Linked DNA regions of Mus musculus: region 2 is linked to region 1. A link is a loop called in an ENCODE intact Hi-C map of the cell type or tissue named here. Cell type or tissue: left cerebral cortex. All regions are shown on one strand. Each heading gives the region's core, and the rest is flanking DNA. Links, peaks and the distances in the headings are about the cores only. Region 1 overlaps Nek11 (NIMA (never in mitosis gene a)-related expressed kinase 11). Region 2 overlaps Mrpl3 (mitochondrial ribosomal protein L3).

Evidence for each region. A loop is a pair of places that touch in the nucleus more often than their neighbours do. Peaks named below come from ENCODE experiments on the same cell type or tissue, not always from the same donor. Only the 100,000 strongest peaks of a DNase experiment are listed, where the experiment ranks them.
Region 2: a loop joins it to region 1, with 2.9 times the contacts of the local background. A loop is called at or near these places in 13 of 42 quality-filtered maps.

What each region holds. Positions count from the first base shown.
Region 1 is chr9:105,368,530-105,384,728 of GRCm38, reverse strand. The region is part of intron 2 of Nek11 (NIMA (never in mitosis gene a)-related expressed kinase 11); the gene reads left to right. Among named protein-coding and RNA genes, the nearest start is that of Nek11, 19 kb to the left of the region's middle. In left cerebral cortex, for the core only: a CTCF peak has its summit at 7,572 (motif pointing right); DNase peaks (open chromatin) are centred at 6,954, 7,560 and 8,161.
Region 2 is chr9:105,070,897-105,087,095 of GRCm38, reverse strand. It overlaps Mrpl3 (mitochondrial ribosomal protein L3), which reads right to left. Exons shown (of 10, transcript NM_053159.4): 7 at 15,612-15,720; 8 at 13,244-13,321; 9 at 11,857-11,934; 10 at 9,630-10,103. The coding sequence ends at 9,951. Among named protein-coding and RNA genes, the nearest start is that of Mrpl3, 26 kb to the right of the region's middle. In left cerebral cortex, for the core only: no CTCF peak of the experiment used is centred there; DNase peaks (open chromatin) are centred at 7,152 and 8,408.

The sequences.
Region 1 (16,199 bases), core at 2,848-10,847:
TCGTCTGCAATATGGTCTGAACACTAAGTTTTGTTGGATAGCCAAGAACAATGGCAATAGACTTCATTGTTCTGGTGTCTCCTCAACACTCCTGACCAGCAACTTCAGGGACGGTGTCCCATTCCTGTCACTGGGCTTTTTATTTGGCAACCTTTGGTTTTTAGGAGGGACATAATCCCCTGTTATGGTAACTCCAATTAAACTCTGTCTCTCTGGCTCTGTCTCTTTCTCTCTCACTCACACTCACATACACATAGTATATATGAAGCTTATACAATGCCACTATGCAAATCATTGTTTTTTTCCTCAAACAAACAAACAACCCTAGAAAACCAGCTACCAGATGACCCAGCTATATTGCTCCTGGGTATGTAGCCGGCAGAGTCTGTTTCCTAGTGTGCATGTTATCCACTTTCATTCTTGCTCCATTTTCTTTACTAGGATATAGAAACAGCCTAGGTGCCCATCAACTGTTGGAAAATATAGTGTCTATATACAGTGGAATTTTATTCAACTGTGAAGAAAAATGAATTTATGAAAATTTTGAGTAACTGGACACAGCTGGAAAACACTATTGTGACATAACCCAGATCCAGAAAGAGAAACATCACGTTCTCACTCATAACTTAGCATGACTCTTTAGATTTGTATGTTTAACTTAACATCCAGGAAACTAGACAGAGACCATTGCTAAGGAGAGGGTAAAACATGAGGCGGGAATAGAACATGTGATATGAAGGGGAAAGGCGGACCAGTGGAAAGGAGGTTTAAGTGGGGAAAGGGATGGGAGGGTGGGGCACAGGAGCGGCTGAGAGAAAGAGGGAATAACAAGTCAGGCCGGATGTGCAACCCTATAGGTGGAACAACATTATGAACTAACCAGTACCCCGGAGCTCTTGACTCTAGCTGCATATGTCTCAAAAGATGGCCTAGTCAGCCATCACTGGAAAGAGAGGCCCATTGGACATGCAAACTTTATATGCCCCAGTACAGGGGAACGCCAGGGCCGAAAAGGGGGAGTGGGTGGGTAGGGGAGTGGGGGTGGGTGGGTATGGGGGACTTTTGGTATAGCATTGGAAATGTAAATGAGCTAAATACCTAATAAACAATGGAAAAAAAAACAAGTCAGGCCAGCAGCCATCAGCAAAGCCAGCATTTATATATTGTGCCTACTAATACAACTTAGTGGATTTTTCTGTTAGATTAGTCATTTTAACATGTGCTCACTGTTTTTTTGAGTCATCCTAAGAGCTCATCAGTGGGGTTAATGGCTCACCTTTGAGCTCATTCCATATGCCATATTAAACCTATCATTTTAATGTTATGGCCAGTCCTCTGCAGCTGGGATCTGCGAAGGGAGACTAGGGATGATGAGCTAATTTAATAGTGGTTTATGGAGTGGAGAATCATGAAATCAAGTTAGAAGGAATCCAGGGTTTCTTTACGTATTGCCTTGCTGCTATCAAAACAGTTTTCTTCCATTTTATTTTGCAATGATCATTTTTCAAATATGCCAATCTCCTATATAAATTATACTATGAAAATGTGCTAAAATTATTTTTAAAATGCTGAATGAAGTCCTGGGCAATTCCATCCTTGGTAAATCTAGTAAGGATAGACTTGAACTTGGCTTCAACTGTGGCCTTTGCCAGTTCCTTGACTGTAGAAGACTTGGACTGTAGAAGACTCAAAGCTAAGCTGTGGCCATCTTCCAGTACGCGGGGTTTGGGAAGGAGTGAACAAGAGACGAAAGTACAAAGTCAGACCATTATTTTCCTTTATTTCAAGGGTGATAAGGAAGCCAGTCTTGCAAGGTAGAGGACTTTCCTCAGCCACTCTAGTGTAGATCTTAGATAGAAGAAACCTCCTGCTTTCCTTCTGCGTTTATAGACCAGAGATAGCTAGTCAAGAAAATGGTTTAGGGTGAGTAGGACCCAGGGGAGTCCTGAGTTTCTTTTGCCTGTGGCAGGAGGCTGGAGACGCTTGTTTTAGAGACAACACTCAAGTACCCCTTTCTTAAAAATGATGTTACTATTATGAAAGGAAAACAAGTGATTGCTTTCAGCATTACACTCTTACCATTGTTGATGGTGAAAGAGTACATTCAGAAGACTAATGTTAGCATTTTGTCTAGGCTCCGCTCCACAGTTACCTGACAACAGCCAGGAGTGCCTGACTCACTATAAAGGGGGCTGCTTGCCCCCTCCACTCTCTCTTGCCTTCTTGCTCTCTCTCCAAGTCTTCTCTCCCCATTCCCCTCCCCCCTCTCTCCACCTGCTCATGGCTGGCCTCTACTCCTCTACTCCTCTGCTCTCTGCCTTTCTCCACTACCCTCTCAGCTCCCCTCCTATTTATTTAGAGTTTCAGACTGTTTAAATTCTGTATGCCATCTGGCCTCCCGGTGTGCTTGTTTTGTGAAGTTTTGAGTAGGGAACTTAATGGTTCTGCCAACATTCACTGAAATATATGAAATGGGGGAGGGGATGGGCGGATGCTCAGTCGATAAAATACCAGTCTTGCAAGCATGAGAAACTCTGTTTGGGGCTGGAGAGATGGCTCAGTGGTTAAGAGCACTGACTGTTCTTGCAAAGGTCCCGAGTTCAAAACCCAGCAACCACATGGTGGCTCACAACTGTCAGTAATGAGATCTGACACCCTCTTCTGGTGTTGTCTGAAGACAGCTACAGTGTACTTACATATAATAATAAATAAATCTTTAAAAAAGAAAAACAAACTCGGATGATTCCCCCAAACCCTCTAAGTACGGTGAGCACGATGGCTTGTCCCTGTCACCGCAGCATGGGGAAGGCAGAGATAGGCAGAGCTTTAGGATGTAGCTGGTCCTTTTTGACTAGCCAAATTTAAAAAAAAAAAAAAAAAAGGAGAGGTTTGTATGTAAAGCCTATTAAATTTTTTTCTTGTTGTTTTTTCACTCAGTTAATGAACATTTTAAGATGAAAGCAAAATATTCAAGAATAAAATCTTATGAGTCTAGCTGGCTCAAGTTGTTTTTTATTTTTCTCACCAAAAGACCTTTTTTTTAAAAATCAAAGAAATTATATATATATAATTTGTTTTGTGAAGTTTTGAGTAGGGAAATCATACACACTTAACACAGGTATGGAGTGTACCAGCACTACCTTAATAATTACCATTTGAGAATCCAAACTCTGAACACCCAAGAATGTTCAGCTGGTCCAATTCGCTAATGGGGATCATCATGAAATTTAGTAAATTAAAATGATTTTTTTATTTTAGCCTTAAGGTCATTCTAATTAACCTTACTGCTTTTAGTTTAGTGAGAAATGATAGAATTTCTTCAGTACGACCTTTATTGAGCACATGGGAAGGGAAGGCTGAGATGTAGTTACTGTTATCATATGAACACACTACTTTTCTGAGTCTTGAAGAGTGGGAGCTTCGGAATCTTGAGTCTCTTATCAGAATGTCTTTGGAAGTAGGTTTTCTTAGCTTTGCCCACATGAGCTAGTCACTTAGCATTTTAATTAAACTTTGGCCCATGTTTCTCCTTTCTCATTAGTTTTATTTGTAGAAATCTTTTCAAACCTGATCCCTTAGTTATCCCTGCCCCTGTAGATGTGTGGCCCAGCTGTCCTCCACTCTCTCCCTTCACTGGGTTCCACCTCCTGGGTCTACTACAAATGCGTATGCTGTGAATATCAAAACAAAGCTAGTCCTATCTCTTATATTTGATTTGCTATTCAGTGATCAACTGCTTTTTCTTTGTATTGCTGCTTAGAGGTGTAAGTGCCACAGTTGTTGAGCTTTGGTGAGCAGTAGCATTTTCCGAGTTGTTTTAGAAAAGAGAATGATGAACGCTGCCGGGGAGATGGCTCAGTGGATGGAGTGCTTGCTATGCAGATATAAGGATCTGAGTGTGGGTCCCCAACACCCAGGTCAAAGCAGGGCATTGCAGCATGTGCCTGTAATCTGTAGGCAGAGGCCAAAGGATTGGGGAGGGGTGTCACTGACCAAGTGCTCAGTTCCAGGTTCAGTGAGAGACCCTGTCTCAAAATTAAGATGGAGGACAATGAGGGAAGACACCAATGCTGACCACTGGGCTCTACATGTGCAGACACAGGCTAGTGTGCCTGCACGCGCGCGCGCACACACACACACACACACACACACATGGGGTGGGGAGAGACAGACAGACAGAGACTAGAAGATGGGTTAGTGACAGACATTCAGCATTACTTATGGAATGAAGGATTTGGTCCTTCAATATGGATTGAATTTAACCTATTGAATTTTAAGTAGGGTCTTTCTTTAAAATAGTTGAATGCTGAGTTTATTGAAAGGATAAATAAATACTGAAAGAGTTCTGAAAACCGAGAGCAATAGATAATTTCCTCCAGTAAAGCTTACTTTGGCATTGTTCTGCACCAGTGTGCATGTGTCTGTGTGTCTGTCTATGCAAGCACACACGTGTGCATGTGAGTTTGTGTGTATGTACCTATGTGAGCCTGTGCTTGCCTTCTTGAATCTGTAGTTTTTCAGTTTGCTACTAGTTCCATTGGCAAAGCTGTGCTGAGCTCATACCAAGCCCAGGGTTCTGATGGAGGAAGGGGTTGGGGCTAATACTTCCTTACACTAGAAGTGCCCGGAGGGAATTTGTACTTCATGAAAATGCGGAAAGTGTTTCTATGGCTCCTCCTTGAGAGGCTCACACAGAGAGAGGCATTAACTGTAACTACCCCCACCTCAGCAGCCAGGGCTGATGCAGGGGTGTCCCCTCAGCAGCTGCCTCTGGCTCCTCTTAAGCCATTAAGCAGACTCCCTCCAGGATTCCTTAGAAACTGTGTGCCTGCCTGAATAATTTATCACACGACAATCAATTATTCATAACTCATTATTACAACTGAACTAAAACCTAAAGGTGGAATCTGTCTGCCACTTATGAATATCCAAGAGATAATAATCAAGATACCGCGGTCGAGTTGATGTCCTCGCCAGCCCCTCTGCCTGCTCATTTCTCTGAAGGGATTCCAAAGAGAACAGCCTGTGAGATGGAATCAGGATTCATTAAAGTGACAGTCACCAACCCCCCCCCCTCTGGTCCTCACGCTGTCTGTCTTTTGAATTCTGGCCTCATTACACCTACAAATAAAGTCTTAGTCTGAGGAAATATAGAAGACATTTATAGCTCTTTTGGTTTATGAAATCATTTTGAGGAACTCCATAGAGATATTAAAGTTGCCTATAAACTGTCATTTCTGAGGCAAAATAATAATGGGTTTCATTATAACACTTCATTCATGCATACAATGTATTTTGATCACATTGAGCCCTCTTTACTCTCTCTTGCCCTCCTCTTAGTCCCGCTGTCTTCCACCTTTTCCAATCCCCCTTCTGTGTTCATATCTTTTGTTCTTTTTAATGACCCAATCAATTTGATTAGAGTTCTTATAAGCATCTTTCTAAGAGATTATTTTAAGAGCACAGTGACTAGCTCAGCAGTGACCACCCCACTGAAGAAAGTGCTTCTCTGTCCTATAGTGACTGATAACTGTATATAGATCTGGGGGTACCTAGTGAGCCCGTCCATACTCTGTGACAGTATGTTTCCTAAGCCAGTCTTGTGCAGTCCTTAAGCAGGTATTCACAGCTAGTGTGTTAGAGAGTGCTGGCCTACTTTAAAGTGCTCTGAGTGCGTATCTTCCACACCAGACCATATACAGTGTTCCAGAATGCAGGCCTTATGAGGTTAATGATATACTATTTAAAAGAGCATAGGTTTATTTTAAGGCAAATGTGAATATGCCATGAAGCAGAGTAAAAGTTTGTGTGTTTTTTAAATTTAATTTTTAATAGGTTATACAGCTTCATGGTTCATATAAAAAGTAGATTGTAAAAACAACAACAACAACAAAACAAAACAAAACAAAACAAAACAAAACCCCTCACCTCATTCCCATCCTCCATTTCTCAAATTTGCACACATTCCCGCCACCACAGAGCTGCTATTGGGAGTTTCCTGAGCGAGAGAATGGAGAGATGGCTCAGTGGATACGTGCTTGAAGCAAGTAAGTAAGAGGGCCAGAGTTTGGAGGCCCAGATTCAGGAGAGTCTGTAACTCCACTGGAAGCATCTCAGCAAGCCTGGCTCATAGGGCTGGGGCTAGACCAGATCTCATGCTGACGCCCTAGGTCGGTCCTCCCCCTTCTCCGTTTCTGTCTCTGTCTGTCTATCTTTCTGTCTCTGCTTATCCATCTGTCTCTGTCTCTTTCAGTGTCTCTGTGTGTCTGTCTGTCTATTCCACATGCAAACACACACAATACACAATTCACACACACACACAAACACACACACAGTGCACACTTCTAACTGTAGTGTTTTGGAGGTTGGAGCAGGTAGATTGCAGGTCAGCCTGATTGGCCTGTCTCAAAACAAAACAAGACTCAAACCAAATCTAAAAAGAAAAAAGGAATTTATGAATATGGATGCTCCCAGAACTGATTCATATATGCATGAACAGCTTCAGAATACGGGGTCTTATTTTCCATTTCTCCCTTATGATAATTTCTAGCATATTGCATATTTGTATTTGGTTCTTTTCATATGTCAAAACATCTAGGACGTCTGTCCATGTTGTACATGGGGAACACCCCATTCTCCCATTCTTCTTTTTAAAGTAGATATGTTAAGTAGTATGTTCCATGGTAAGATTGAAGATTGAAGATTCCTATTGCTGTTCGTTTTGGACTGTTTTAAATCTTTGGTTATTGCAAATACTGCCACAATGAGTAAGCCTGAACATCTGTCATTTCATAAATATGTCAGTTTCTTGCATGAGATTTTAAGGTAAAATATGAGATTTTGGGGACGTGCCCTGTCAGTGCTATTCCGGGGGGATGAGCTAATCCTCAGCTGTTAGGGGTGCTAGCTGAAGAGCCCTGCTAGGGACTGCTACTGGGCCTGGTGACAGGATCAATTTTTAGTCTCTGAAATGACTCCTCTTTGAAGTGAGGGTGACAACAGCTGTTTTGCTGTCCTCTGCTTGTCTGGTTATATAAGAAAAGGCACAAATCTGGTGGCACATTATGTATAAGCAGAGACCACATAAAACTTGCAGACATTTGTTCCACTGTGACGTTTAGAGCAGTAAGTTTTCAGAACCATCTCGGTGTCTGTCTTGTGACCTTCGTCTCCAGAGCGCCAAACACTGTTGTTTGGGAAACACTGGTAGATTTCCTATTTTAAAAACAGTTCCACAGGGAAACACAGCTGTAAGACCCTGGGTTCTATAAAGGTAAAGCAGACCCCTCTCTGAGGGGCTCCTCAGAAACTTAGATCTACTGAGGCAAGGCGTGGCTCAAAGACCTCCATGGAACCCACAGCAATTCCCAGACGCATTTGACCTGATAGCTGGCCCTCCAACCCAGGCCTGTGAACACTGGTAAACTGAGGAGCTTTGCCGCGGGTTCCTGACAGTGCTGGACATCGTGGTGAGATCAGACCCCAGACACACACAGTGTTGCTGAAGATGGAGTCAGAGAAATAAGAATGCAAGTCCTGTTTTAAAGGTAGTCATGGTGAACAGCAGATGGTGGTAAAGCGACATGCAGATCAGCTATCATCACCTGGCAGGATTTCTAATGGCAACACATTAATTCAAGGTCCAAAATGTCTTTATTTAATTAAGATTTACCAATACTTTATTTAGTTTTACTGACTAAATGAATGAAAGGCTAAACGTGGGTCATTAACATACTCTTAATTTCTTTCTAGGAAAAGCAGAGATCAGCTGAGAAATGAGCTTGGCGAAATCTTTTTAACTTCATGGACCATTTTCTATGGGGTGGGATAGATTTGTGTGGTCATGCCCTGAGGGTATTAGATGGAGGCTCCTATTTTATGTGTATGCACTGATATATGTGTGCTCTCATCCTTGAAAGAAAAGCAGAAGCCTCCACTGTCCACAGGAAGGGCAGAGAGCAGCGACAGTCCTATAGCAAGCGCCTAACTGATGCTGCTAAGGATACTCTGAGATCCTAGTGATGAAGCAATCATGTCAGTTAAACAGACACATAGCCTGAGAATGCAGTGGCCACTGGGGTGACACACCAAGATCTCATAAAGGCTGGGAGCGATATGTCTCACTTCCATTCCTTTTATGGAAGAAAATACCGAGAGCCATGCAGGAGGAACGACAGATGGCTTTAGAACTCAGGGAATGCAAACCACAGGCTACCACAGCCTCACGGGTGGGTCTCAGTGTGGTAAAGCCCAAATACCATGTACCTTGAGGACGCCATGCTGTTGTGGAGTTCTGCTGTTTGCTGCCCTCACATCCCTCTTAATCTAAGAATTATATGAAAATTCAAAGGGGCTTCCAGTCCCTCGCTGGGCAGTACCTCTGGCACTCACAGTGCTAATGCCTGATCTCTCTCTGGCATTGCTGCTGGAGCAGGTTATGGTTCTATCACGGCCTGGAGAAGAACTTTGACATGTAGATTGTCAGCAGTGACCACCACCACCCTTAGAAAACATTTGGAAAGATAAAGTTGTTAGTGAAGCTAGGTTGAGATGTTTTTACTACTGGCTCAACTCTTAGGGAACAATATGAAGTTCAGAAAGGCACATGCTCATTAAGTTAAGCTAGGGACCCTTTATGGTCAGGAACAAAAACAATGGCAGTGCTGGCCGACATGACTTGCACTGAGGCTGGACTGGTGATGATGGATTTCTTAAACCCAGTTTTTTTGCCCCAAGCTTCCTGATAGGATTTATTAAGAGTTGCTGATGAGTAGATATGCATTCTGAAGATTTAAGGTAGATATGACTGATTTTTATATAAAAACATAGATTTCTGGCTCTTTTATGATTCTTACAAGATTACTTTTAAAGATAAATATGATAATTACTCTTTTCTTTTTAACTGCAAATTGCTGCCTGCCAGTAAGAGAAACTGGCAGAGAAAACTGCCTTGCTTGCTTACATGTTGTTAATCTAAAACAAGTTACTTGGTTAGGAATGTTTGTGGGTTTGGAAAATAATTTGTTTTCTTTACATGTACAATGTAATGTTATTTCCTGTAAAGGTATTGGGGAACACACTGGTTTTTCATAATCATTCACTAGAAGAAAACTAAAACATAATCACATTGTAATTGTATATTGCTTAAAAGAGTTTGCTGGGATATATAAGAAAGAATAATGGATAGTGTAGCCGTTTCACCCATCCACCAACTATGTGTGTATGTGTAAGGTTTGTGTGTCTGTTCCTTCCACCTATCAACTCTGTGTGTGTGTGTGTGTGTGTGTGTGTATGTAAGTACATGTGTAAGGTTTGTGTGTCTTGTGTGTCTGTTCCTTCCACCTATCAACTCTGTGTGTGTGTGTGTGTGTGTGTGTGTGTATGTACATGTGTAAGGTTTGTGTGTCTGTTCCTTCCACCTATCAACTCTGTGTGTGTGTGTGTATATGTATGTATGTACATGTGTAAGGTTTGTGTGTCTGTTCCTTCCACCTATCAACTCTGTGTGTGTGTGTGTGTGTGTGTGTGTGTGTGTGTATGTACATGTGTAAGGTTTGTGTGAATGAGGGGTGGGGCATACATTGACTATGTGTATGTATAAGGCTTGTGTGTCTTCTGGGTTGGAACACTGTTCCTTCCATCCATCAGGTGTGTGTACGTATGTATACATGTAAAGCTTGTCTGAGTGTGTATTGGAGCTTGCTCCACACACCAATGGTGTATGTGTATGTATGTATGTGTGTATGTATGTATTTATGTATGCATGTGTAAAATGCTTGGAACCTGATTGCTCTAACCATTCTATGTGAAAATGTGTACATGTCCATCTGTAGGTCTGTATACGTGTGTGTGTGTGTGTGTGTGTGTGTGTGTGTGTGACATGCATGTATATTTGTGTGTATGAAGTTATTGAACTCTGCTTTTGTTTCATCCACTCAGCAGGTGTGTGTGTGTTTATGTGTGTGTGCAGGTGTGAATTTTCTCTTTCCTTCTCTTTCTCTCTGGCCCCAAGGGGTTAAAAGAGTTCATAATTTTTATGCTGGCCACAGGAGTGCCAGCCCCAGTAAATTAATCTCTGTTCCCTCAGAGAAACCCGGCTGGGTAACGTCTCTAATCGCCAGCTGCCTTTGGCAGCAGCCCCTGTAGGTATCTGAATTCACCCTCATCGGCAGCTCTAAGCACTGAGCCCCAACAGCTGCCTGCTTCAGTGTACCCTCTGGAGCCAAAGCCGGTCTCTGTCAAGAAAGTGTAGCACAGGGCAATGAAAAGTGTGAAATACTTTAAATAGTCACATTTAACAAGACAGAATATAATGTTTTAAATATACTATTAATGAGAGAATTGTAAGATTACTATAAATTTTAATTCACAGCGTTGTTACATTGTGAGTAGTCTAGAAATGGGGCACCCACTTGAATGTGTGCAGTGAACGGCTTTCAGATTGTCAGTGTGTGTCTATGACAGAGGGTATATCCTGGGTTACAGGTCTTGTTAGGAATGAGCACTGGGGGCATAGTGAGATGACACAGAAGGGAAAGGCACTTTCTACAAGCCTATCTATTCAACCTCCAGAACCTACAGGTGGAAGGAGAGAACCAACTCCCGCAAGTTGTTCTCTGACCTCCACATGAGCACCTCGCCATCCCCTGTCTACCCTGACAATTACACTGTGGATCAGTAAGCGTAGCAATAACAGAGGAGTAGCACTGGGGCTAGAATATATATGACTTAGTGGATAAAATGCCTGCAGTGCAAGTACCAGTCAGTCCCTAGAAACCATGCACTGAGAAGCCTGGGGTGATGATGTACACTTTTGATCCCAGCACTGGGGATCCTTAGGGCTCATGGGCCAGCCAGTTTAGCCAAATTCAGGGAGGGATTTCCAATTTCAGTAAGGGATCCTGTCTCAGAAAATACATGAAGAGCCATTCAGGAAGACTCCTGGTGTTGACCTTTGTCCTTCCACACAATACACACACGCACATGCACACACACACACACACACACACACACACACACACACACACACACACACACACACACACACACACACAGATGAGTGGTTGAAATCATAAGTCTGTATCCCTGAATGAAAGACTCTTGGCTACCTCCGAGGTGAATCTTGGAATCGTGATGTAGACTGATGAGCCCAGAGAGCTGCAGGGTGAAGGTTCCCCCAGTAAAGGTTTTCTGGAGCCACCCATAGACATGAAATTGCTAGAATGGCCTGGGAGTATTATGACTTACATAAATGGATGTCCTTTAATATACAAACCCACCACCCTTTGAAAGTACATGTTTTTCAGCCAGTCCCCTGCTCCTTCATCCATGAGGAATCTCGTTTAACCCTACCTTCTAGAAGTAGCAGGATAGCTTCAGGCTTGGATAATGTCTCCTCATGGGTGCATCGTCTGTCTATGGATTGATTGATTGGCTGCACATATATGTGCCTGCACACATGACTGTGTGTGTGTGTGTGTGTGTGTGTGTGTGCATGAGAAATGTTATTGAAGGGATAGCAAACCCAGCTCCAGCCTGTTCAGACAGTGAAAAACCCTCACCCCCTCACCCCCTGTGCCATGGTGTGTGTATGAAGGCCAAAAGACAGGAAGAATTCCATTTTCCCACCATGTGGGTGGTGAAATCAGGTGGCTGGGCTTGGTGGCAGCACCTCTGCCCACTGTGCCATCTCACTGATATCTGATGTCTTCATAAAACTGGCCACACCACCTCATGTCTTTGGAAAGGAGACTCCTGATGTCTTGCTATTCCTCTGTGAAAGGGAATCACTCCAGGTTGCCCATTAAGAAAAACAAAGAGGTACAAAGAATTTATATCCGCTAACTGCTTAATGCAGTGGAGACAGTTAGTACACTGTGAGGAGACAGCACTAACTGCAAGAAGTGGTTAGAGTGAGTATCGTCATTCAGTCCTGATTAGTGAACGGACTGATGGCAGCGGCAGCCACTGCTCTGGGCAGGGTACTCTACAGTCGATTTTGAGGGAGAGGACGTTCTGGTGGGATAGTAGAAGAAGGGCAGTAAACAGGATTATGTAATACTAAAATGTTATTTAATGCTATAGATAAAAATAGAGGTGGGGATAGTCTTATATACTTGGTGTGAGTCTTAGCAGATCATGTAAGCAGTAACTATTAACTCTGAATACCCCAAATGAAAGCTTACTGAAGGATTTTCGAAGCAAACTCTGTTGCTGTGACTCTCGTTTTCCAGTAGCAGAAGGAGACATAGTTCCGTATGGTTACATTTCTGCGCATGCACGCTAGAGCAGAGCCCAAGTGTTCGACGTGTTACTCACTTTTTCTTCCTGGAGCCGTTTTTAAAGGGGAATAAGGTAAGAATCGGAGTGGTAATGGCCCTTGGGCTTTCCTTAGAGCGTGTTAGGTTATTTCACTGTCTCCAGACAGGTGGAGACCTAGGAAATTCATTTGGATGAGTTGGTGCTTCAGTAGTGCCAGAGAATAGATCACCAAGTAACAGCAGCCCTAGTGACTCTTGTGTGTCACTGTGTTACCCCAAATCCTTGTGCCTCCTCTCAGAGGAAAGTCTGTGTGAGACAGTGAGGGAAAGTGTTGGCAATGCTCTGGGAGCCGAGTCCTCTTGGTGAGAACTCATGTCAGCTTATATCTTTTTTTTTTTTTTTCTGGAAGACACTGGAACAAAGACCATGCTAGCCAAACATACAGAAGGTCATGTTATCGGAGGCATAGCAAACCCAGCTCCAGCCTGTTCGGACAGTGAAGAACTCCCTTCCCCCCACAGCTCTCCCCCGCACCTGTCAGGTCGAGGATAGAAGGGTCTTTAGCTCTCTCTGGCACCACTTACCTTTGGCTTGTTTGTTTGTTTTTACTTAAGTGAGTCCCATTGACCCCTCTCCCTGTATGAGGTCGCAGAGCTTCCACCACACCCCCTTAAGTTTACACAGAGAGGGAAGTCAGCTCTAAGATGAAACTTGTTTATTCATCTGTCTTCAAGAGAGATCACCTGAGAGGTGCAGGGGTGCCACAGAGCTGTGGGCCCGATGGAGGGGCCCTCTCCCTCCTCCTTCCCTCCTGCACCCCCCCCCCCAATGCTTGGATGGTCCCAGGCCCCAGGGCATATCGGCAAACACATCCTGAGGTTCATTCCGAAACTGACTTTTCCTGCATCTTAATTGTGGGCTTGCCCACTAAATGTCAAAAGTAAAACCTGCATCCAAGGAGGGAGATTTAATTTCTGTTCCTTTTCTCATTTTTTTTTATGGCTGAATTTTATCTCTTACAATGTGGGATGCATAAAGATAAAGTAACATTTCACAAAGCTTACACTTTTAATCCCAGGAATGTCTTTTTTTACATTCTGTATTAGTAATAGTATAACTTTTTCTTTTGATCAAAGGTGAAAACAAAACAAAACAAAACCCCCAAACCAAAACAACGTTAATGGCAACATTTTGTTTTAATAGAAGTGCTAAGTTCATTTTTTTTTTTTTTTTAGTATCCAGGTGTGGGGATGCTGCTCAGTGGTTGTTAGCATGTACAAGTCCCTGGACCAGCATCATGAAATAACAGTAGTAAGCCCCAGGCAGAGCACACCAGACAAACTGTAGCACACTGACCTCAGAGCACCTGACCACAGCCAAGATTCATGGTCAGATCCGTACAGGGAATCAAAGACCTTGGAAATGTTAATAGAATAAGTGGAAACTCTACTGCCTGTTTAAACACACACACACACACACACACACACACACACACACACACACACACACACACATCAATATATATCGCTCAAGGCAACATGGTTACATGAAGCCACCACCAAAGGAGATGATGAAAAGTGCCTGGTGTGTTGAGTGTAGGATGTAAAGCACGATTAAACAGCTCAGGTTTTAGTATTAGAAAATGAAATGTGGTTTTTGTGAAAACTCACCGTATAAAATATCACCACTGTTACTGTTTTTATTTATAATTTTTTTCTTTTTGAGAATTTCATGCATGAATACAGTGAAATATATATCCATCCCTATTTTCTTCCTCTAATCTTTCTGTGTCCCCCAATTGTCTCCTCCCAACTTCCTCCCTCTGTCTGTGTCTGTGTCTGTCTTCCCTCTCCCTACCCCTGACCCTCTCTCTGATGGCTTACTAAGTCTCAGTAGTTCAGGCCCATGTGTGCATGACCTTGGGGCCTCTGCTGGAGCACTGGAAACCTACCAGTGAGAGCGCCCTCAAAAGAAAACACGCTCCCTCATCTAGTAGCTAGCTGTTCCTCGTGGGGGGCGGGGGGGGGGCTTGCCTGAAGAGTATCTCCTCACCTTAAGGCATTGTTTGTCTTGGTTTTCATGAAAATGTTTTAGCTCATCAAACAATTACTCTTAATTTTCTTTCAGATAGTTTTTCCTCTGTAACTGGTGATTCAATAGAGCAGAATTTTACTTAATGTTTTATTGTTTATTGTGTATATGAACTTAGACTTGTGTGAGGGCCTGGTGCTCATGTGGTGGTCAGAGGATGTCTTTTGGAAGTTGGTTCTCTCCTTCTGCTGTGTAGGGTTTTGGTACTGAATTCATGTCATCATTCTTGGCAGCAATGTCCTTTATCCTCTGAACCATCTTTCCAAGCTACAAGAGGAAATTATATATGGTGATGCTACTGTGAGTTTATGCATGTTTAAACTTGCCAAACTGTACACATTTAAGTGCAGTTTTTCTGTATGAAGTAAACCTTAATAAAATTGTTAGAAATATATACATTAACTTTGTGATGTAATTTTACATATATGTGTGATATATATGTGTGTGTACACACACACACATACACACACACACACACACACACACACACACACACACACACACACACACACACAGTTAGTTAGTTTGTTAGTTAGTGCCATGTTATTATAGTCTTTTTCTTACTTAGTTAGAGCTTTGGAAATACAAGCCATGGTCCACATCAGTGGGTCACTTACAGGAGTTGGCTCTTTCCTGCTATGTTGACTCCAGGGGTTGAGCCCAGGTCACCAGTCTTGGCAGCAAGTGCCTTTACCCACTAAGTCCTTTTGAATTCGCATACAAGCCCACATACAGACACACACAACTAACTTCAAAAATTAAAATAGCAAGCCAAAAGAAATCCTAATTTCTTGTGAACGCGTGTATCATTTATCAAAGCTTTGTCAGTTTGCAGATGTGTGTATTAAATCCTTTTTAAAGTTCCTTCAAGAAATGAATCAAATTAAGATCCATGAACATGGTGTGAGGTATATGTGTTTAATGGCCTATGTATCAAAGTATGCATATCATTTGATGAGGCTTTTCTACAAACTCCAAAAAGTTAATATTAAAGTGGCTCCCTTGGTGACAGTATTCCTTTAAGCACCTGATTTGCATGGGCATAAAAACTGTATTTTTCTTCCTCCCAGTATTTTTATGGTCTTCTTGACTTTCCAGCCTGCAGCATAGTCTTGTACCACTTACAGTGAAGCGTGTTGGTAGCTTTGAAGACACAGGGAGCGGCTAGAGCTAAGGCATACACCCCACTTTCTTAAACAAACAATAGCAAATGATCCCGTGACCAAGAGTCAGGTTCGTTAGTTTAGTGAGAGTGAATTAGAAGTAGCATTTATGCCTGAATAATATCAACCAGATAAGATACATAGCTTGTAGGGCCCAATGCAAATGAGAATGCACAGTCCCCTGTTTAAGAACCATAAGCCAGTGATATTATTCACCCCAAAGCAGGGTCTTCTGGAACACTGGCCTTCTTATGACTACATGTGTTCCGTGCCTAAGAAACCAGTGTGGTCTCTTAGCCTAAGAGACAGTGTGGGCTGGCATTGCAGGAGTGGGGAGCAGGAAGTGTGCCCGATGAGAGGTGTTTTGCATAGACTAGTATGTTAATGTAACTGCACTATTTTGGTTTTAAGGATGAAATGATCTCATCTGAGGGGATTTCCACAGATTCTTAGTCATAAAGGTAGTAAAACTGTCACCATGAACTGTAGGCTTTGGCTTCTTTTCTCATTGGGGCTGTTTATCCAGATTCTGATTATTAGAGGGATCTACGTGTATCTAGAAATATCTTCACAGATGAGGGGCCCTCTAAAACATTGTCCATTCAATAACACAATTCTTCAAAAGAGAACTGGGATAGTTTAACCTTGAGCCAAATAAGAGTGCCCATGGCCTGAGAACATGAA
Region 2 (16,199 bases), core at 3,931-11,930, 300 kb after region 1:
TTTTGTTGTTAGAGTTGGCATTCTGTTCTTGTGGCTGTCTTCTTTTTGGTTTGTTGAAGGATTACTTTCTTGCTTGTTCTAGGGCGTGATTTCCGTCCTTGTATTGCTTCTTTTCTGTTATTATCCTTTGAAGGGCTGGATTCGTGGAAAGATATTGTGTGAATTTGGTTTTGTCGTGGAATACTTTGGTTTCTCCATCTATGGTAATTGAGAGTTTGGCCGGGTATAGTAGCCTGGGCTGGCATTTGTGTTCTCTTAGTGTCTGTATAACATCTGTCCAGGCGCTTCTGGCTTTCATAGTCTCTGGTGAAAAGTCTGGTGTAATTCTGATAGGCCTTCCTTTATATGTTACTTGACCTTTCTCCCTTACTGCTTTTAATATTCTATCTTTATTTAGTGCATTTGTTGTTCTGATTATTATGTGTCGGGAGGAATTTCTTTTCTGGTCCAGTCTATTTGGAGTTCTGTAGGCTTCTTGTATGATCATGGGCATCTCTTTTTTTATGTTTGGGAAGTTTTCTTCTATTATTTTGTTGAAGATATTAGCTGGCCCTTTAAGTTGAAAATCTTCATTCTCATCAATTCCTATTATCCGTAGGTTTGGTCTTCTCATTGTGTCCTGGATTACCTGGATGTTTTGAGTTAGGATCCTTTTGCATTTTGTATTTTCTTTGACTGTTGTGTCGATGTTCTCTATGGAATCTTCTGCACCTGAAATTCTCTCTTCCATTTCTTGTATTCTGTTGCTGATGCTCGCATCTATGGTTCCAGATCTCTTTCCTAGGGTTTCTATCTCCAGCGTTGCCTCGCTTTGGGTTTTCTTTATTGTGTCTACTTCCCCTTTTAGTTCTAGTATGGTTTTGTTCATTTCCATCACCTGTTTGGATGTGTTTTCCTGTTTTTCTTTAATGATTTCTACCTGTTTGGCTGTGTTTTCCTGCTTTTCGTTAAGGGCCTGTAACTCTTTAGCAGTGCTCTCCTGTAATTCTTTAAGTGACTTATGAAAGTCCTTCTTGATGTCCTCTATCATCATCATGAGAAATGTTTTTAAATCTGGGTCTAGATTTTCGGTTGTGTTGGGGTGCCCGGGACTAGGTGGGGTGGGAGTGCTGCGTTCTGATGATGGTGAGTGGTCTTGATTTCTGTTAGTAGGATTCTTACGTTTGCCTTTCGCCATCTGGTAATCTCTGAAGCTAGCTGTTTTAGTTGTCACTGTTAAGAGCTTGTTCTTCAGGTGACTCTGTTAGCCTCTATAAGCAGACCTGGAGGGTAGCACTCTCCTTAGTTTCAGTGGGCAGAGTATTCTCTGCAGGCAAGCTCTCTTCTTGCAAGGCAGGTACCCAGATATCTGGTGTTCGAACCAGACTCCTGGCAGAAGTTGTGTTCCACTCACTAGAGGTCTTAGGATCTCGTGTGGAATCCTGTGTGGGCCCTTGCGGGTGTCAGGTGACTCAGCTGGCAAGGTAGCCCGGGGCTCGATTCGAGCAGAAGGGACTTGTGCCCCAGATCAGGCCCTGGTAGCCTGCTTCCCTATGTACCGCAGTCTCAGGTTCCGCGCGATTGGATTGGGGCAGGCGCTGTGTTTCACTCACCAGAGGTCTTAGGATCCCGTGGGGAGTCCCGTGTGGGCCCTTGCGGGTGTTGGGCAAGACTCTGCTGGCAAGGTAGCCCGGGACTCGAGTCTCGAGTCGAGCGGAAGGCAAGAGAAAGGTTTTCAATCTAAAACAATCATATTTCTTTGTGTCAAGGTAAAAACATGAGTTTAATTTTCCCATGGCACAAATTTAATTTGTATCCTTTGCTTGATAACTTTTTAAAATTTACATTCCAAATGTTGTCCCCCTCAAAGCTACCTCTCCCAGAGTTTTTCATCCCCTTTCTCCTCCCCTTTGCTTCTGAGGGCTGCTCCCCCACCCACACACCCGCACCTCACCTCACCCCCTGCCATCCCTCTTCCCTGGGGCATCAAGTCTCTACAGAATTAGGCACATCCTCTCCCTCTGACACCAGACAAGTCCTCTACTACAAATGTACCAGGGGCCACAGACCAGCCCACATATGCTCTTTGGTTAGTGGCTTAGTCTCTGGGAGCTCCCATGAGTCCAGGTTAGTTGACACTGTTGGTCTTTCTATGAGGTTGCCATCCCCTTCAGCTCCTTCAATCCTTCCCCTAACTCTTCCATAGGGGTCCCTGACCTCAGTCCAGTGGCTGGCTATAAGTATCTGCATCTGTGTCAATTAGCTACTGGTAGAGCCTCTTAGAGGACAGCCATGCTAGGCCCCTGTCTGCAAGCACAACATAGCATCAGTAATAGTGTCAGGGTTTGGCACCCACCCATGGGATGGATCCCAAGTTAGGCTGGTGACTGTATGGCCTTTCCTTCAATCTCTGATCCATTTTTGTCCCTGTATTTATTTTAGATAGGAACAATTCTTTGTCAAAAATTCTAAAGCTGGGTTGGTGACCCCATCCCACTGGGAGCCCTATCTATCTACTGGAGGTGGCCTCTTCAGGTTCTATCTCTCCACTATTGGACATTTTGGCTAAGGTCATCCCCATTGAGTCCTGGGAGCCTCCACATCCCAGGACTCTGGAATTTTCTAGAGGTTTCCTCTGTCCCCCATCCCGGCAGCTGCATATTTCCATTTATTCTCCTGGCCCTCTGAGCTGCTTTCTTGTTTCCCTCCACACCTGATCTTACTCCCTCTTTTACTCTCCCCCACCCCTCTTCTACCAAGGTGCCTTCCTCTCTCTGCCCCCTGTGACTATTTTGTTCCCCCTTCTAAGTGGGATTGAAGCATCCTCACCTGGGCCTTCCTTCTTTATAAACTCCTTATGGTCTGTGGGCTGTATTCTAAGTATTCTGTACTTTTTGGCTAATACCCTCTTATCAGTGAGTACATACCAAGCATGTCTTTTTGGGTCTCGGTTACTTCACTCAGGATATTTTCTAGTTACATCTATTTACCTGCAAAATTCATGATGTCCTCATTTTTAATAGATGAATAATATTCCATTGTGTAAATGTGCCACATTTTCAGTTGAGAGACATCTGATTTGCTTCTAGTTTCTGGCTATTAAGAATACAGCTGCTAAAACATATTAGAGCATGTGTCCCTGTGATATGGTAGAATATATTTTGAGTATATGCTCAAGAGTGGTATAGCTGGGTCTTCAGGTAGAACTATTTCCAATTTTCTGAGGAAGCCACCAGATTGATTTCCAGAGTGGTTGTGCCAATTTGCAATCCCATCAGTAATGGAGGAATGTTCCTCTTTCACCACATCCTCACCAGCATCTGCTGTCACCTGAATTTTTGATCTTAGCTACTCTGACTGGTATAAGGTACAATCTCAGGGACATTTTGATTTGCACCTCCCTGATGACTAAGGATGTTGAACATTTCTTTTTTTTCCAATTAGATATTTACTTTATTTACATTTCAAATGTTATCCCCTTTCCTGGTTTCCCCTCCAAAAATCTCCTATCCCCTACCCCTTCCCCTGCTCCCCAACCCACCCACTTTCTGGCTCTGGCATTCCCCTACACTGGGGCATAGCGCCTTCACAGGACCAAGGGCCTCTCCTCCCGTTGATGTCCGACTAGGGCATCCTCTGCTACACATGCAGCTGGAGCCATGAGTCCCACCATGTATACTCTTTGGTTGGTGATTTAGTCCCTGGGAGCTCTGGGGATACTGGTTAGTTCATATTGTTGTCCCTTCTATGGGGCTGCTAACCCTTTCAACTCCTTGGGTCCTTCCCCCAGTTCCTCCATTGGGGATCCTGTGCTCAGTCCAATGTTACGCTGCGAGGATCAACTTCTGTATTTGTCAGGAACTGATGGAGCCTCTCCAGAGACAGCTATAACAGGCTTCTGTCAGTATGATCTTAGCCATTCTGACTGGTGAGAGGTGGAATCTCAAGGTTGTTTTGATTTGCATTTGCCTGATGACTAAGGATGCTGAACATTTTTTTTAGGTGCTTCTCAGCCATTCGGTATTCCTCAGTTGAGAATTCTTTGTTTCACTCTGTACCTAATTTTTAATTGGGTTATTTGGTTTTTTGGAGTCTAACTTCTTGAGTTCTTCACGTATTTTATAGAATGTAGGGTTAGTGAAGATCTTTTCCCAACCTATAGGCTGCCATTTTGTCCTATTGCCAGTGTCCTTTGCCTTACGGAAGCTTTTCAGTTTCATGAAGTCCCATTTGTCAATTGTTGATCTTATAGCCTGCTCTGTTCAGGACAATTTCCCTTATGCCAATGTGTTTAAGGCTATTCCCCACTTTCTCTTTTATTCGATTCAGTGTATTTTGTTTTATGTTGAGGTCCTTGATCCACTTAGACTTGATCTTTGTACAAGGAAACAAAAATGGACCAATTTGCATTCTTCTACATGCAGACTGCCAGTTGAACCAGCACCATTTGTTGAGAATGCTCTCTTTTTTCCCACTGTATGGTTTTGGCTTCTTTGTCAAGGATCAAGTGTCCATAGGTGTGTGGGTTTATTTCTGGGTCTTCAATTCTACTCCATTGATTGACTTGTCTGTCTCTGTACCAATACCGTGTGGTTTTTAAATCTATTGTTCTGTAGTACAGCTTGAGATCAGGAATGCTGATTCCCCCAGAAGTTCTTTTATTGTTGAGAATTGTTTTCACCATCCTGGGTTTTTTGATCAATTTTAAAAATAAAAAAAAGTTTAAAAATCAAAATGAATACTTGCTTCATAATAACTTTTTCAAGGATTTTTAAAACATTTAAAAAAATTCTTAGTTTTATTTTAGACAGAATATCTCCATAGGCTGTCCTGTTATAGAACTCACTATGTAGACCAGGCTGATCTCAAATTCAGAGATCCACCTGCCTCTGCCTCCCAATTGCTTGGATTAAAGGCGTGTGTCACCACACCTAGCTCTTTTCAAGATTCTTTATTTACTCCTTCAGTGGGTTCCCTGAGACAACACATCCTCGCCTCAACATAGACTAAGCAACTCAAAAGCTCAGGGTATAACAGAGATGGCACATGCTTTGACCTGGCAATAGCTCCGCAGAGAGCAGCGGTGAAGAAATGGAGTTATCCTCACCACAGAGTGCCTGAAAAGTCAAGACACGTTGTTGCCCGGTGGTGAGAGATGTGGAAGACTTGAATTTGATGCTGCACATAAACCCACTCAGTCCACCAACTAAATGGGAGAAACCAACTCTTCATTCTTCCTGGGTCTGCCTGTCCAGTGTTCCTCACCAGGTAGACATAAAACTGGGACATTGTTTCTATGAAGCTTCATGAGTTCTTTGCTGAAGTGGTCATGACTCAGCCTTTGCCTTTAGGAAAGAAGGCTTAGCAATTTTAGCTGTTAGGACTGCTTTGATATTCTTGGACCTCAGGATGTGTTTTCTTAAAGAAAGTTGCACAGTGTTTTATTGCCTGGGGTTGCTTCTTCCTTCTGGGAAAGGCTGCCTCCCGGATAATGTTGCTTAGCCATGTTTACAGGCACAGCAACGGGGAGAGAATGTCTATCTCCTCCAGAGGAAGGCCTCCTTCAGTGTCTGGTCACCGGATTCGGGGACTACAAGCCAGAGTCTGCCCAGGGTGAATGAGTTGGAGTAGAGTAGGTTTCCAAGGCAGTTCACGGAGTAGCCACTCACTACATAGCCTCTACGTCTCAGCGTGCTTACCTGTGAAGCTGAGATGACTGCACATGCGTGGCTGTGACCCCTGCACTGTGGATGCCGGGGGTGGGAGGTAGGACTGCCAGGAGTTTGAGGTGAACCTGGGATCCATGTATAGCCAGACTCTACCTCAAAGCAAAAACCTGCTTGCCAGTGTTGGAGAAGACTGCATGAGACCGTAAAGCATCTGACGATGTGGCTGCTCAAGAGAAAGCCAAGCTCTTTGTTTCTTTGGGGCTGGGAGTGGGTGAGGTAGCCTGGGTGGGACAGCCCATTGACTGTCTATCTTCAGTCCACACTGCGATTCTCCTTCTCTGTACAGCTCTTCTAAAACTGTACTAAGGTATTGGGCCACAGAAAGAAGACAGCAGCCATGCTCTGTTCCAGTTTGCAGAAAGAGAAGCAGAATTATAACAGGAAAAAAACAAATCTATATTCTGTTTTTCCTAAGTGTTTTTCTAAGCTTGTTATACTCGGTGCAAGCATGCTACAAGAATCAGTAAAACAGCAAACACAGATAACACCACTTTGGAACTCTGAGCAATCGAAATGGACAATATATTTCTAAAACAATAAAACAAAACCCTCTCTTTTTTTTGTGAGATATGATCACAGTTCCTCCTAGAAGAAATTTTCAATGTATGCAATAGCATGTACACATAGGACAGTTATTGTTACATTTTTACAATGGTTTCTCTAGGTAAATTTACTTAAGTGGACTCTCCCAGTTAACTGCCCTGTGTTTTATAAATACTATGACTATCTATAAAATAGAGCATGTTGATTTGGGCCAGTGCCTTTGGCTATAAACTGGTGTCATCTGGGAGAGCTTCTAAAAGGCAGTTTTAGGCCCTCCCCTCTCACTAAGAATCTGAAAACATGGAACTGAGTTTTTCAAAGCTCTGTAAGTTTTAACTTGGGACCAGAATAGAGAACTGACAAGCTAGGTGACATGAGGCTTGCTTGCCTCCGTAAGCAATGCCCAGTGTCCCTTCCTGAGCATTCTGGTTTTCATTGTGAACCACAGAACCTGGACCTTCCCTCTCGGGGACAAAGGTATCTAAAGGGGGTTTGGGGCCATTAAGTCAACTGTGCGATGGCCAAGCATCTGAGGTACCCTCACTCCATAGTTAGCTGGTTAGTGAAATGAACCACACAAGCAAGGAGGTGCTGCCCCCCTACTCCCCTAACATGTGGCAAGTTTTAAGTTTTTATAGAACACCTCTTTTCCTTTTCTGGAATAGAATCTTTTCTTTGACCACTTCTTTAGCCTTGGTTTGATTTTCTAAACATCCATTTTTTCTGTTGGTATCCTCACCTTTGTCCTAAACCTGATGGTGGAGGTGGAGGTATTTTAGCAGCAGGCTGGCTGCTGTTACTACTTTGTGACACTTCCTGAGGGGTGAGCATGCCAGTCTGGGAACACATCAGATTCAATGCTCCTGCAGCTGGCAGAAGAGATGAATAGTCAACTAGAATGCCTGATGTCATCTTAGCTTCATCATGTAAACAGGACACCATCTTTGATGAGGCAATTTATGTTGGGCACTTGCAAAAGCCATTTATTACTATTCATCTCTGACACAGCCACTACACATTTCTACCAGGATTATGACGCAGTATTTAGTTAACTCTTTTGCAGACAAAGCAGAACTGATGGATGTGTTATAGTCAGAACAGAACTGATGGATCCTCTTTCTCCTTAAAACAACAAACCGTCTAAATGCTGAAACATACCTCAGGACCACATGAAGTCTGTTTTAGCTAGAGAAATCAAGACCACAACTGTCAATTTCATTCTCTTCTTCAGATGCCAAGATGAGCAATCGCGGCCGTCCCACACCAGGGCACTGTGGCCAGGTGAGTTCATTTCTTACCTTTTATGGTGGTATGGACTCATTATGATTAAACTGGCCATCTAACTTGAACTGACCACCTCATTAATCTACAAAGAACGAGAAATATGTGGCATGGACTTTTAACCATATTTAGAAGCAGAAAAGTGGAAGGCGAAGGCTAGGACTCAGCTAAGACAGCAAGGACAAGTCTTCTCCCTTCAGGGAATCCTAGGCAGCTGTGGAGATAGAACGTGAATGGCACATGCCAGCTGTCTGGGGCAGCCCACACTGAGTGACCACTGTCATCTATTGGTCATGGAAGAGGCCTTACAGCAGATGGAAAATTAATGGAAATTCCCCAAAGCAGAAGCAACTAATCTGTGGCTAGTCAGGTAGTCTCTCATGAGGGAGATTTCATCTATAGAGAACAGGTAGCCATGATGACAAATGAGTATGGAGCCACTGAAGGTGCCTGCTTACTTCAGCCTTATAGTATGGTGACCTACTTTTGTGTCTCCAAATCCTTTCTTAGTTCAGAAGTTTAGCTCAGTAGGTAGCAGCAACACATGCCACCTCTTCACAGAGTTTTTTCCCACTGATCTATTATCAAAACAGGATAGGCAATGTAAGTCCACCCCTCCTGATGCATTTCCTGTCCTAGCAGTCTTCAAAAGTAGTGACACTTCAGCAAAGCAGGTGACAAAACACATTTTTAACATCCTCCTCCCAAGGAAAATCTGATTAGGTGGCACCACACCCAGTGTGCTTTAGACTAGGAGACAATGTCACTGGGCTGATGCTACATTTCTACTGTGACAGTGACGAGCCATGTGTTAGGATTGCTTCCATAGCATTATTTCAGAGGCTCAGACAATGATGCAGTCAGTAGCCTCTGCCCAGCTTTTCCTCCCACACTGGCTTCTGCTGACACGGCTGGCAGTGCCTCCCATTGCAATCAGGAAGGTATAGCATTCGTGCGACCAAGAGATGCTCTCACTGTGACTGATATTCTTTTTCAAAGAGGAGCTCTTTTGACCACCCAGACTGGTAGAGTTTGTGGATGAGACCCTCTGTGCTGACTTGGCTCCTGTGTGACTGTAAATTCTAACACTCCTAACACCAAAGAAAACATTTGGCCATAGCTGCATCTGCATCCCCACCACATACTGAGACATTGTCCGATGCCATTCAACCTAACCTGTGACAGTTGTAAATGCCATTCCCATAGGCTACCCTTCATCTACACCTCAGTACTTAAAGGCCTTAAATAAATAAAATAAATATAATAAACTATAAACAAACAAATTAAATAAATTAAAGCCAACTACTACTGACATCTAAGTTCCCTTCCCTGTCCAGGGAGAAATGTTCTCAGAGTTCAGGCCATGACAACTGGTATTATCCAGTAAAGCCAGAGCTATCATGGAGACAGGCTGATCCACCTTAGATTCCAGCTTTGGCTGCTCTAACAGGGAGGATAGAGGTTCTATCGATCTAAAAGGTGACGGCTCATAGTTAGTCTAACTAAGCTAGTACCCTTGACCGGTTGGTTCCCCTTATGTTTTATTATTAGACAGTCTGGTTGTATAGCTCCAGCTGGCCTTGAATTCAAATCCACTACCTTCCTCAGCTTCTCTAGGGCTGGGATAAGGTGTGTACCATGCTGGCTAATAGCTGGCCTTTCCGAGGCTTACACAATTACTCAAGGCTCAGTACTAGCCCCATTTTACAGTTAATAACCTGCACCAGTGTTGGTACAAATGGCTAATTGGAATGCAGTTTGGTTACAATATGATCCCTGATTTCAAGAGAAAACAGAAGTGGCATGTCAGGCTCACGCTCAAGTCAGGAGCCAAGTTCTGAGAAGTGAATTGCCCATATGTCCCCCCATGCTCAGCAGCAGAGCCCAGCAGTGGCTGCTCCACAGACAGCAGGCTATGCTGGGCTCTGTATCCACTAAGTCCTCATTTTAACACGTAGGTTTCTATAATTTAGATTTAAAAAAGTCCTCCTCCCATTAAGTTTCTAAACTCTAAAAGAATGTTATATTTTTAAGAAATGGTTTCTTTTATCCAACAGGCAGCAATGTAGTTCCTCCAGGTTCTGTTTCACAACCAGACATTGAGAGATAAATCTTTAATAAAAGTTTATAAAAACAAACGCAAACCTAGACTGGGAAATATGTCTAAAGAATGACACCTATAAATGACAGGCGTCTTGATCTTCACAAATTGTTAATTTTAACAAACTCAGTCTATGCGACTGTTTGTTTAATGCAGTAACCTTGCTAACCAGGCTGAAGGGAGGGCTCAGTGACTCATTTGTGTCCTTTGATAAAAACAAGAGCATGCTCTCATGACTAAGCCGCGGGAATGCGATTCCCATTCCTGATCTGGTTCATCAAAGTGCACGAAGCACAGAGTCCTGCCACACCCGGGCATCAGGCAAAGGTGATGGAAGGTTCACTGGGCTGCCACACGCTCTCGTCAAACAAATCTTCTGGAAGTTCTTCTTCATCTCCATCAGGAAAGTAGGTGGGGAAAGGCAGGTTCTTGCAGGAATCCTTGTATGCAGGCAGTGTAGAGTCTTTGATCTGAGAGAATAAGGAAAAACCTCTCATTCATATGTGCTACCAATGCTGGCCTGTAAAGGGACCTCCGACAAAGAGTCTCCGCTCTACACGTCTGAGCATGAATGCAGCCACTCCACACAGAGGCGAACAGCTCTTCTGCTGTATTTCTTTGTATTCTAGGAATTTTGGTTAATTGTTTTTCCTCAACTGAATCAGCTAGCCCCTGAGAATAAAGCCACTGCTGACCACTGTGTACTTTACTGTGACCTGTAAGTATGTATTTAACTGTCCAATAGGATGGATAGTTTAGAAGTACATGTCAAGTATCTTTTGTATGCATATTTATCTTTCAAACATAAAGGTCTGACACTAAATACAGTTAACACTTAGCAACGTCCAGTCTGCTGTGCGCTCTGTTTGCCTGATTTGTTACTTTGTTTTCTACACTCTAATACAATTTTGGAGGTTGAGGCTTAAAAACATGGAATTTACTCTATTTCTGTTAGTTTTAAGTCTATCAACACAAAAAAGGACATAACAATTTTATTAAAGAAAGTAGCTTATATTTGGCAAGGAGCATTCTAACTGAGAAGTTAAAGACAGAATGACGACATTCAGCAAAAACAAGAGAAAGAAACCCACAAGTGTTTACAGAAGCTCTGAGAACATTTTATGGCCTGAAAACTTTCAGATTATGTCTGGATTCACAGCAGATGTCCCTTAGCAGAGGTGCTGATAAGATCCAAGATGCTGAACTTTAGTTTTGGATAATATTGGGATCCTCAAAGCTTCTGTAGACTCAATTCAGAGAAAAAAAAATACACTTACATAAACAATAAAATAGGGCTGGTTCATTTTAACAATGAGAAATAAATAATTTAGTCAAAATTAGTCAGCAGCTGTTAGGAACAACTAAGTATATAAAAAGAGTTCTATTTTAATGCCCCTCATTACAATTGATCGGGAAGTGGCCAAGACGCTGCCCAGGGAACCATCACATTCCGTTTTCTCCAATGCCCAACCTTAGGCTCAGCTTTAACTAGGAAAACACCCTATAAGAAAACTGTGTGCTAATCTGATAAACATTGTCACATAGGATGCAAGTAGTGACTTCTCATCACTTTTATGTATCCACCATACCTGAGGGTTTCCCGTCTCAAAGCTCTGATGCTGTTCCCAGTATAAATGAACACATCTAATGTAGTAAGTATACAGCTCACACTGTGGTCTCTATTTGTTTCTGCTGGGGCATCAGCGACGGGCTCACCTCAGCTATGAGCCCACTCACACGGCAGATCCTCGGAAGCGCCCAGGCTTTACCTCAGTCTATCTGGTCTACACGTTAGTCTTATTTCCCTTTTCCCTTTCTCTTTAGTTCTGACAAGGACAGCAGGTGTTTGGGGAGGCAGGTGTGACTGAGTGGCATGTCAGTAAGACCCTGGCCTCCACTTCAGCACTTCTTATTCTTTCCCCAAATTTCTGGAAAGACAGATGAGGGACACTGGGCAATGGCTCCCCTCCCTGAAGCCTTCTTTGCCACAGACTGCTGGACTCCTGGCTCCAGTGTGCAGCGTATTATTTCCAGCGCGGCTTTTGTTGTTTCTGAGACGCTCCTACAAAGAGAGCCGGGGCAGGGCACGCGGCAGCAGAGGCGCTTCTTTAGAAGCTGCAGAACAGAGCGAGCGAGCGAGCGAGCGAGCGGAGAGAATTCATGGAAAGGACCGGGCAACGAGGAGGAGAATTGTACGCACCTTTAGCAGACAGCCGTACATACCTTTACTAAGCAATTTTTATGTCCAGGCACAGAGCCATTGACATAGATTATGTTGTGCTTGGTGTTCACTCTCCACACCTGCAACAAGGAACGAGGAGACAGTGAGATGGAAGCGCTCTCCAGTCGACCACACCAGCATGGAAGGCCAAGCAGAGGCTGAAAGCTTTCGGCCCTGTGTTAGTGACTTGCGAGGACCTGCACCTCACTTCCTGAGTGTGGCAGCTGGCGACTCCCTCAGCTCCATGGAGTCTGCTGACTGAGAAGGAGGTGCGGTCAGCTCTAGTGTGGCTACCATTACTGTTCTACACTAGCCACTGGGAATTCCTAACTGCCTGAATCTAATCTCTAAAGTAAGCAGGCTAAGCAGACTGCCTTTAAAAACATCTCAGCAAAACAAACACACAACTGCAAAGTAATAGTCAAAAATGAAATAAAATAAAGGCAGTAAGAAAATAAATGCCACCCAGAACACCGTGACAGAGGTAAAATAGAAATGGTGGGAAAGAGACGTCGACTTATCTGGTAACTGACTTCAGGGTTGACTGACTGGGCTGAGGAGACTGAGCTGGTATGCCTGTGAGGGAGTCTCAGCGTAGACTTTTACTCAGTCGATGACTCGCATCCCATCAGGGGCCCAGAGTAAACGAAAGCGGCTGAGAGAAGTATGTCCCCTCTGTCCTGGAAGTCTGTCCCAGCCACCTCAACTCCAGTCCCCCTGCACCAAGGACCCAGGGTCCACCCGTGCTTGGGCTTTAGTCTTCTCCGGACTTCTGCTCCAGCCTGAGAACTCCCATCACTGGGCTTCCTGGCTGAGCTTTGGAGTGAGTCAGGGCCTCAGCCTGGAGGCAGCCCACAGTGGGTTTCTCAGCATCCATATAACAACCAGAAGGGAACCCTAGAACCATCCTTTCATGGATCCATCAGACTGTCCACTCAGTCACACATCCACCCACTCAGCCAAATAGTGTCCCCCCGCCAGAACCCTGATATAATTATAAAAAACATATATACAGAATCTATACATTTTATGTGTGAATAAAAATGGAAAAATCACACACAATATCAGTGACCATTTCCGGGTGTTGTTGCTATGGTAGCTTATTTTGTTCTTTCTATGCTTTGAGCTATATACATATAAATACATGCATGTTTGTTGTTTTAATGAAAGTATAAGCATATAGAAGCCCAGTACAGTACAACTCATTTCATTCTTTTGAATGACTCTAATTCCACATCTACAACTTAACCCCACGCCCTACACCTTTAACAGTTAAAAAGCACCCTTGTTCAGGACACACACACACACACACACACACACACACACACACCACACAGTGCACACTCTGGCCTTTGCATGTAAACTTACATTAGCACTTTACAGACTTACTTTCAGTCCATACACTGTCCTGTTTTGGTTTCCCATTCGCCCGGGCATTTTAGTTCCAGGCCAGACTCTGGCAATATCCTGAATAACAAAAGACAAAGTTCACATTTACAGTAACTTTGATTCCAAGGATGTATAAAGCATACTGGTCCCCTCTACTGCTAGCACTCTCTCTTGATGGTTAATCTGCAATCTGACTTGAAAGCGGATGTAAGTCCAGCTTCTCTCAAGCTTCCACCATTTGATCTGTATCCACTGACAATGCTGGCGGAACTCATCATCTGTGACAGTCACCAGGCAGCAGGATGCCATTGTTCTGTCTACAGGGATTAGCCAGCTGGCAGGAACCATTTTGTTCTCTTTCTTATATACTCATGGATGCAATTCACTTATATCAGCAGGAACCCCTTTCTCTTTGGGGGGTAAGGGGTTACTGCTTGTTCCTGAGAGAAGGCTATATATATAGCTCAGGCTGGCCTTGAATTCTTGATTCTCTTGCCTCAGCTTCTGTACTCCATGAATTTTCAGCTCTAAGCCACAATTGTCTCAGCTCTGCTAAATGGGAAGCTCCTTAAGCAGGCGTCTGTGTCTCCTTCCCATGTCTAAGCACTTCCTGGTTTTCCTGTCTAGGGCATCTTGGGTTCACTGTGTCCTTCCAGTGCTGGAGTTTTAAATAAGCTAACCACTGAAGGGCTTCCTGTCTGTGGGGCAGGATGCTTAGACCACACCCTGCACTCTAGGCATACCCACTGCACTGGAGCACTTCTGTAGGTCACTGCAGCAGGCAAAGTGAAGAAACAGACGGACAGACAGACAGACACACTCATGAAAACACACACAAGGCTGGAGCAGACTGATGACACAGGATTCTCTAACGGAGGAACAAGATTCTAGGCTTCCATCACCAATATATGTATTTTTTTTTGCTCAATCCTACAATTCACAGAAAATTATTTATGAATTGCTGCCATCAGTGCAAAAAGCAAATCTAAATGTAACACTTGTATGTGTTTGCTGTGTATGATTTTCCTTACTTGTGTATCTGTGCATGTGTGTACTGTGTCGTGCCTCTACACTTGTGGTGTAACATCCCTTGGGGCTGGAGCCATGGGCACTTGCTGGACATCCGAATTGTTACTCAGGTGCTGAATTCTCACTGCTGCTCAGCAATCCCTCAACTGCTCCAGCCCAAAGAGTACATGTTTACACTTACACTCACGGTAGATAACCAGGCAGCTATGTTAAAATACCTGACTTAGTTACTCTTCCCCTCCTCTTCAGTGTGGCTGCCAGTCAGCTGAAACACTCAAGCTCATTTCCTAATTATATTTCATGTTGCATTTACTCCCCTCAAACATGAACAAAAGGTTTTTATTTTGAAATTGTAAACCATTAGCAAGGCTCCAGGGGTAAACACTTCAGCATACAAAGAGCATCTTCCACTGAGCCTGCCCACCATCACCTGGAGGCAGGCAGTCTCACTGCATCTTCCCGGCCCTTCTACTAGCAAGGACGAACGAAATACACACACCCTGAGTCTGCTGCAAGTCACCACTGTTTCCTAAAGGTCTCACCCATTTCTCTTCTAAGAAAATGTTGTTTGTTTGTTTAAATAGAGCTATGAGTTTAACCTACACAAACCCCTGTGGGCATCCATGTTTGCTATTCCAAGTAACAAGGAGGAGCACCTCGTGCCTTGTCCTGGGGAGAACACACTTAGGGCAAAGCCAGAAGCAGCTCTGCGGTGTGGAAGGCAATGCCTGCAGTTTCCCCAAGGTCCTGCTGCCACCTTCATCAGGGCTGCATGCTTCCGGGCACCCATCATGGATTCTGACCCTATTTCCTGGCAGCCTTGTGAACAGACCTCTCCTCAGCTCTCAGGAGACAGTGTGACAAAAACTCAGCAACTTGGAACACAATCTGGTAAGTGAGGACTTAGTACCTGAGGGGCAGGAGCTGTGATGTGCTTTATTGTGAGAACGGAGTGTGTGACCTCAGCCACCAGCAGAGGCATTCTTAGTGCAGTACTGTTTACTTCTGTTTCTGTCAATGGCTTCCCCCTTCCTATACGCTATCCTTGACAATGTGAAACAACTGCTTCCTTCAGAGCAAAACTAGTATGTGAGGTGGTGGCCACCTTCAGGTGCTGTAATAATTCAGATGGGACACCGGAGAAGACAGGAACAGAGAGTGCTGCCCACAGGTACTCATGCACTAGAAAAATGGGTGAGGCCAGGCCCACGGAAGACTGACAGCTACCAGGACCCCCAAGGCTAAGCAGAGTCCTGCAAGATCTGGGCTAACCTGGGCTATAGAACGAGCCCCAGCCCAAGTCCCACCTCCTTCAGTGAGCGCCACTATTTATACTCACCCCAGTTGAGATAGCGCCAGGTCTCCTGTGGGTCTTTGTTTGACCATGAGAAGCAGGTTGGCCTTTAAATCCCCATCTTTTCATGACGCCCTGAAAACCTTTACCAATACTGGGGAGAAAAGTTAGAATTTACATAATGAATGGAGTATAAAATATTTCTGACTACTTTTTGACAGCACTTTGGAGTTCTAACAAGTCTTCTTATCTAAATAACCAGAAAAGGCCATACCAGCCAAACTGCAAATGAACATTTCTTTATCTGTCTTGGTTTGCACCTCCCGCTGGAACCTAGCTCTGTATAAAATGTTACGTCAAGACTGTAAGACAACAGCAAGCTAGGTTTGGGGAATTTACCTATGAAGCTCACCCTCATAATCTCGGGGTGCTTACAAAGCTCTAGAAGCTTCATCTCATGACAAGCATGGCCAGCAGCCAGCAGGTCGGACCCGAGAGACCCCTCCCCAGGGCTGATGCTGGGCTCAACCCTCTTCCCAGGAGCCTGGGACTGACTGGGTTCAATGAATATAATATGCTGAGATGAGATGTCCATGTGAGCCTTGCTTATAAGAGACCCTCCTCTGGTACTCT